Linked DNA regions of Homo sapiens: region 2 is linked to region 1. A link is a contact called in ENCODE Hi-C data. All regions are on one chromosome and are shown on one strand. Each heading gives the region's core, a stretch centred on a gene start or an enhancer-like site at or near the end of the contact. The rest is flanking DNA. Distances are from core to core; before and after follow the strand shown.

Region 1 (2,657 bases), core at 50-2,549:
ATGTGACTCATGTAACTGGGTCCCCCTTTCAGGAAGCTGGGGTTCCAGTGTATGGTCCAGCCACTGTCAGTGTCTAGGAACTTCTGTGTCCCCTGCATTTCACCCTTAGCCGTGACTCCATTTTCTGTCTCTACACATGTTTCCCTTCCTTCTTTTACTTTAATTTATGTTCCCTGTATAAGTGAGCCTCTTTTGAACCTCCCACCATCCACAGCTGCATCACGCCAATAATTAAGTGAACAAAAATAAAAAATCGACAAACCTGCAAGCAAAACCATATTGTGGCACCCCTCCCCAACCCAGGAGAGCAGCTCAGTTGGCCTGGTGGGGGTCGGCTGGCAAAGGGTTAAGAATGATGCAGAGGAAGTGCTGGCGGAGATTAAAGGGAGGAAGTGGCTGCTGCCTGGGGAGGGAGGTGGCTGGCTTGTCCTGTGTGACTCCAGGGGCCTAAACCAACACTGACACGAATGTGGCAGTTTGCTCAAGGTCAGTGTAGTGAAAAAAAGGAAGAGCTTTCCAATGACTTGACAAGTCTTTCTAGAAGTTCTACTGGTGGGGGTTTCAAACTCACTGATAGCTGACTCCAGACATAGCTCTCTTTAAACATAACAGCCAAAGGGCATGTTTGTTTGAGCCAGTCTCTTCATGTTCATAGAGTGACCAGCGGGCCCTGATTGGCTGGGACATTCCAGTTTGAGCACTTTACATTCTGCATCCCAGGACACCCCTTGGTTTCTGGCAAACCAGGACAACTGGTCACCCTATGCACCCTACGTATATGATCTCATGAAATCTTTACATTGACCCCCTTTACAGACGAGGAGTCTGTGATTTAGTAATCCAAGATTACATAGCATGGGAAGGGCCAAGCTGGGATTCACATGTGGATTTGCTGTAACTGAGTGAGGCTTAAGCTGTCAGCTGCACTGAGCCACTTCCCTTTTCCTGTAAGATGAGGGTGTGAGACCCCTTGATCCTAAAGCCTCTCTAGCAATGACTTTTAGGATTCTAGAATTTCCTCTGGTCTTCGAGCAGCTTTTTGTTTTCCATGGAAGGTGGGGTGGGGTAGGGTGGGGGGCAATTTTTCCAGCAAGACCCCTCCTAGGTCAAGGCTTGGGCTTTGCCTTGGGAGAGGTGACAGCCTGGTGACAGGGTCAAAAGGAAGGGCAGCCTGCCCCTCCTTCCCTGTGCCTGGGAACAGGGTGGGATCTCATACTCCACCGTCCTGATTGCTGGCAGTGGTGCCAGTCCATTTGTCAGCTGCTTGGGCTGGAGCCAGGGAATTCCAAGGGGCCAGAGCCTGCCTGAGCACTCCAAGGCCTCTGTGCTCGTGGCTGGCAGCCTAGGCAGGAGGACCCTGGGGCAGCTCAGGGCTCTGGGATTTTTCAAAGCTCCATGTGGCTGGACAGGCCTCTACAGACTCCCTGCCCTGGGAGTCTGGCCAGCCTGTGGAGACTGTGCAGAGGGGGGTGATTTGGAGTCTCTAAGTACCCCAAGTCAGTGAGGTAGCATTGTGAATGTGCAAGGTGCGGAAGTTGCACAGGTGGGGACAACTGATATGAGATCACAGGGCCCCGTGTGCAGCAGGCAAGCCACAGAACATAAAGGACAGTGACCGTCACTGAAGACCTGGACTCCAGAGTCAGGCAGTGCAGATTCAGATCTCTCCTCTGCCCCTTCCTACTGTGAGATCTTGGGCCAGTGCCCTTGCTTCTCTATGGCTTGATTTCCACATCTGAAAAATGGGAATGAAAATATCTACCTCGAAGGTTTGTTGTGAGTGGAGGCACTGAGTATGCCGTCTGTGCCTAATAAGCAGGGGGTGGATTCCATGAGCCCCAGACTCTCAGTTTTGGTTCCTCTCACCCCATAGCTGCACCCCAGGACCCTGTGACAGGCAGTGGGTGAGGGCTCTTCCCCATGGAGAAGCCGTGCTGGTAGGCTGTAAGGGAAGTCCTAGGGAGAGGAAGGAATGCTGCCTGGACACGTTTCACAGTCTTGTGATGAAAGGGGCCTGTCAGCCCATCCACGATGCTTGGAAATGCTGTGATAAGGGCATAGATGCTTTGAGTTCTCACAGATCTGAGTTCAAGTCCTGGTTCCACTGGGCACTGGCTGGCGATCCTGATCTGGTTCCTTTTACAGCCTCAGTTTCAACATCTGTGAAATGGAGGTAATGTCCTCAGGCCAGGGGGAAGATGGATTGTCAGGACACAAGGAGATGAGGGGGTGTCAAGCTCACAGCTAGGTGCCTGGCACGTAACAGGATGGGTCTCTTTCCTCTTGTCACCTTGCTGTTTGCTCTGCCTGGATTTGTGCACATGAGGCTGGGAGAAGCAAGGGGATGCTTGTGGAAAGCACACCCCAGGCAGAGGGACCTGCAAGAGCAGAGGCCCAGGTGCTTTGAACCATGCTCGGGGTACTGGGCTCCTTAAGCACAGGGAGCAGGTTGGTTTGGAAGGACTTGGCCTCTGAGGTCCCCCCAGCAGTCCTTCCGTGCCCCCAGCCTGGGGCTTCCCATGAGTCCTGCAGCCCTGTCCTGGGTCAGGGGTCGCTGACTTCACTTGGGTTGTCCAAGGGGAAGGGAGGCTAATGCCCATGCTCAGTGGCCCACCCTTCCTCCTGTTGCCTCTTGCCTCCACCAGCTCTCCCCCTCT
Region 2 (2,657 bases), core at 61-2,560, 300 kb before region 1:
CTGAGGATGCTGTGTAACCACAGATTTCCATTTGCGTTGGAAGAGGGCCACCTTCCCTTTACAGTTTTCTCTCTCTCCAAGGTGTGGGATTTCATTCAGGGTGGGCGAAGCCGGGTGCTTGAAGCGGCCACCAGGGGGCGCCCGCCGCCAGCTCTTAGAGCAGGTGGAAGCCTGCGTTTCCCTTGGGCCAGACTTGGAGATCATTTAGCCAGGAAGGAGCCCCAAAGCCAGTGGCGTGCTGTTAAGTGTTTAACAACTGGCTTCCAATGGGAAAAAGTCCTGATTTGTAGCATTTGCCAATGTCTTCCATGTAAATACTCCCACAGCCGATTTTGAGCTACCAACCATTATATAGTTGATGATACAATAGGTGTTAGTAACAAGGGCATCGATCATCGGATAATGTAGTACAATTATTAGGAATTGGTGAGTTTTGAGTACTGATGACCTTGGCTTTTAATATAATAGAATTTAATTTATTAAACAACTGACACAAAATTCTGAAAATTTTGTTGATTAGCTCTCACGGGCAGATATAGTCTGGCTCCTGCACACCCCTGTGCCCTCCCCTCCTGCCTGGGCCTCCCATGCCCTTGAGGACCACCAGCCTGAATCACCCCACTCATCCATTCAGCAAACACATCCTGAACACACACACAGCTGCAATATCCCCGTGAATCCCCTCAAACAGCTCTCACAGACGGTTCTAGTATTCTCCCCATTTTACAGAAGATGAAACTGAGGATGAGAGCTAGGTGAAGTCACCTGCCCCAGGTCATGAAGAGGATCTGAGATTGGAACCCAGACCTGAAAGCCAGGATCTTACCACTGTGTCACGCTGTCCTTGAGATCACAGCGGGGTTCTGGGGGAATCCCACGCCCCAAAACCTCAGCCCTGCTGACCTGCCCTGGGGCCTGGAAGTCCCCCATTAGTCACCCTCTGTGGCTCCTGGCTGCTGAGGGAAGGCGCTGTTCCTTGGGAGGGTAACCGAGTACAGCGCAGCCCTCTCATTGCAGAGAACACAACACAGCAGAGCTGGGGCCTAGGACTAAGAGGGATGGCCGGGGGCAAGCAGCTGGCCTTTACTGAGCACTTACTGCATACCTAGTGCCTTGTCAAACAGTTTGTCTGCATTATCTCATTTAGGACTCAACCTCATAATGTGGGTGCAATGATTGTTCCATTTTCTTGCCAGGGAAACCGAGGTTCAGAAAGCTGAACCACTTGCTCCAGCCGGTTGCACGGTTAGGAAACCACACTGTGCTGACTTCAGCTCTGCCAGCAGGGAAGGAAGGAGGGTAGACAGGAAATGGGGGGCGGGGGATGATGGGCTCAGTTTGTTCCAGGTCCCTTGTCTCTTACAGGCTGGGGCTGCCACCCTGGGGGTGGTTCATCCAGCAGCTGATCTGGCAGGGGCTCCCCAAATTCTTTCCCCAGATCCCATCCCTCTTTGCCACTCAACCAAGCCACCGATTACTATGGAATGTGCCAGGCACTGTGAGAGGCCCTGGGATGCCATGTGAGTAGGACAGGCCTGTAATCCCAGAACTGTGGAAGGCCAAGGTGGGCGGATAACTTGAGGCCAGGAGTTCGAGACCCCTTTGGGGCTCATGGTCTAGAGGGGGACAGATTGATCAAATAATCACCCAGGAAAAGATCAGATTATGTCAGATTATGGCTGGGCCCTGAGCCCAGAGGAGAGATGCTGGGAGCAATGGGGCCAGAGCTGGGGGGCATGGGTCAGGAAAATCATGGTTGAAACTTGAAGGACACAGAGTTATTGACTTGGGAGGGAAGGGATAGAGGGAAGAAAGTTCCAGGCAGTGGGAGCATCATGGGCACAGGAGTTTGCACTAGGGGAGCAGACAAGGTGGGGGCAGCTGGAAGGAGCCAGGGTGGCCGCATGGAGGAGGAAGAGGCTGTGTGAGGATGAGGAGAACCTGGACTAGAGCAGGGTGCAAAGAAGTTGTGGAATCGAGAGGTAATTGGGAAGAAAAGGGTAGGAGTTGCTGATGGGTTGGAAGTGAGGAAAAAGGAGGTTGAAATCTCAGGTTTCTGACTTGGGCAGCTATCCTGATGAGGGTGCCACGGGGTGGCTGGGAAAGCCATGGAAGGAGGTTGCAGGGCTGGTGGTAAGAGGAGTGTCCTGAGCTGGGGTTCAGCCAAGTTGGGTCTCAGGGCCTGCTCAACCTCCAGGTGGAGGTTCCAGGAAAGCTGTTGCAAAAGATGCTTGAGGTCATTAGCCATCAGGGAAATGCAAATTAAAGCCACAGTCAGATGCCACTTCACACCCTCCAGCAGGACTAGAATTAGAAAGACTGACAACACCCAGTGCTGGTGAGGATGTGGAGAAGCTAGAACACTCACATGTTGCTGGTGGGAATGCAAAATGATACAGCCACTTTGGAAACCAGTTGGGCAGTTTCTTATAAAGTTAGACGTGTACTCACCATGTACTCCCCATCCAAGCCAGAAATCCCATTCTTAGGTATCTCCCCAAGAGAATGAAAACAGATGTTCATACAAAGACTGCTACAAATGTGTACAGCAGCTTTGTTCATAAGATCCCCAAACTGAAAACAACCCAAATATCCATCAGCTGGTGAATGGATAAATAAACTGTGGTCCATCTGTGCAAGGAAATATTACTCTGAAT

Evidence for each region. A loop is a pair of places that touch in the nucleus more often than their neighbours do. Pooled maps may share reads with other maps.
Region 2: a loop to region 1 is called in a pooled map, with 2.5 times the contacts of the local background. The contact joins two enhancer-like sites. A Hi-C loop is called at or near these places in 1 of 168 maps with a recorded cell type or tissue (CD14-positive monocyte), 1 of 37 single-sample maps with no recorded cell type and 4 of 50 pooled maps.

The regions. Positions count from the first base shown.
Region 1 is chr12:108,311,678-108,314,334 of GRCh38, reverse strand. All of the region lies in intron 2 of CMKLR1 (chemerin chemokine-like receptor 1), which reads left to right. Among named protein-coding and RNA genes, the nearest start is that of CMKLR1, 26 kb to the left of the region's middle. Within about 2 kb of position 1,299, at least 23 of the 41 ENCODE cell types and tissues checked have a DNase peak (open chromatin) inside an H3K27ac peak, as active enhancers do; they include CD14-positive monocyte, where a contact is called at or near this core.
Region 2 is chr12:108,615,769-108,618,425 of GRCh38, reverse strand. No RefSeq gene overlaps it. Among named protein-coding and RNA genes, the nearest start is that of SELPLG, 17 kb to the left of the region's middle. RefSeq lists enhancers at 45-94, 675-1,134. Within about 2 kb of position 1,310, at least 14 of the 41 ENCODE cell types and tissues checked have a DNase peak (open chromatin) inside an H3K27ac peak, as active enhancers do; they include CD14-positive monocyte, where a contact is called at or near this core.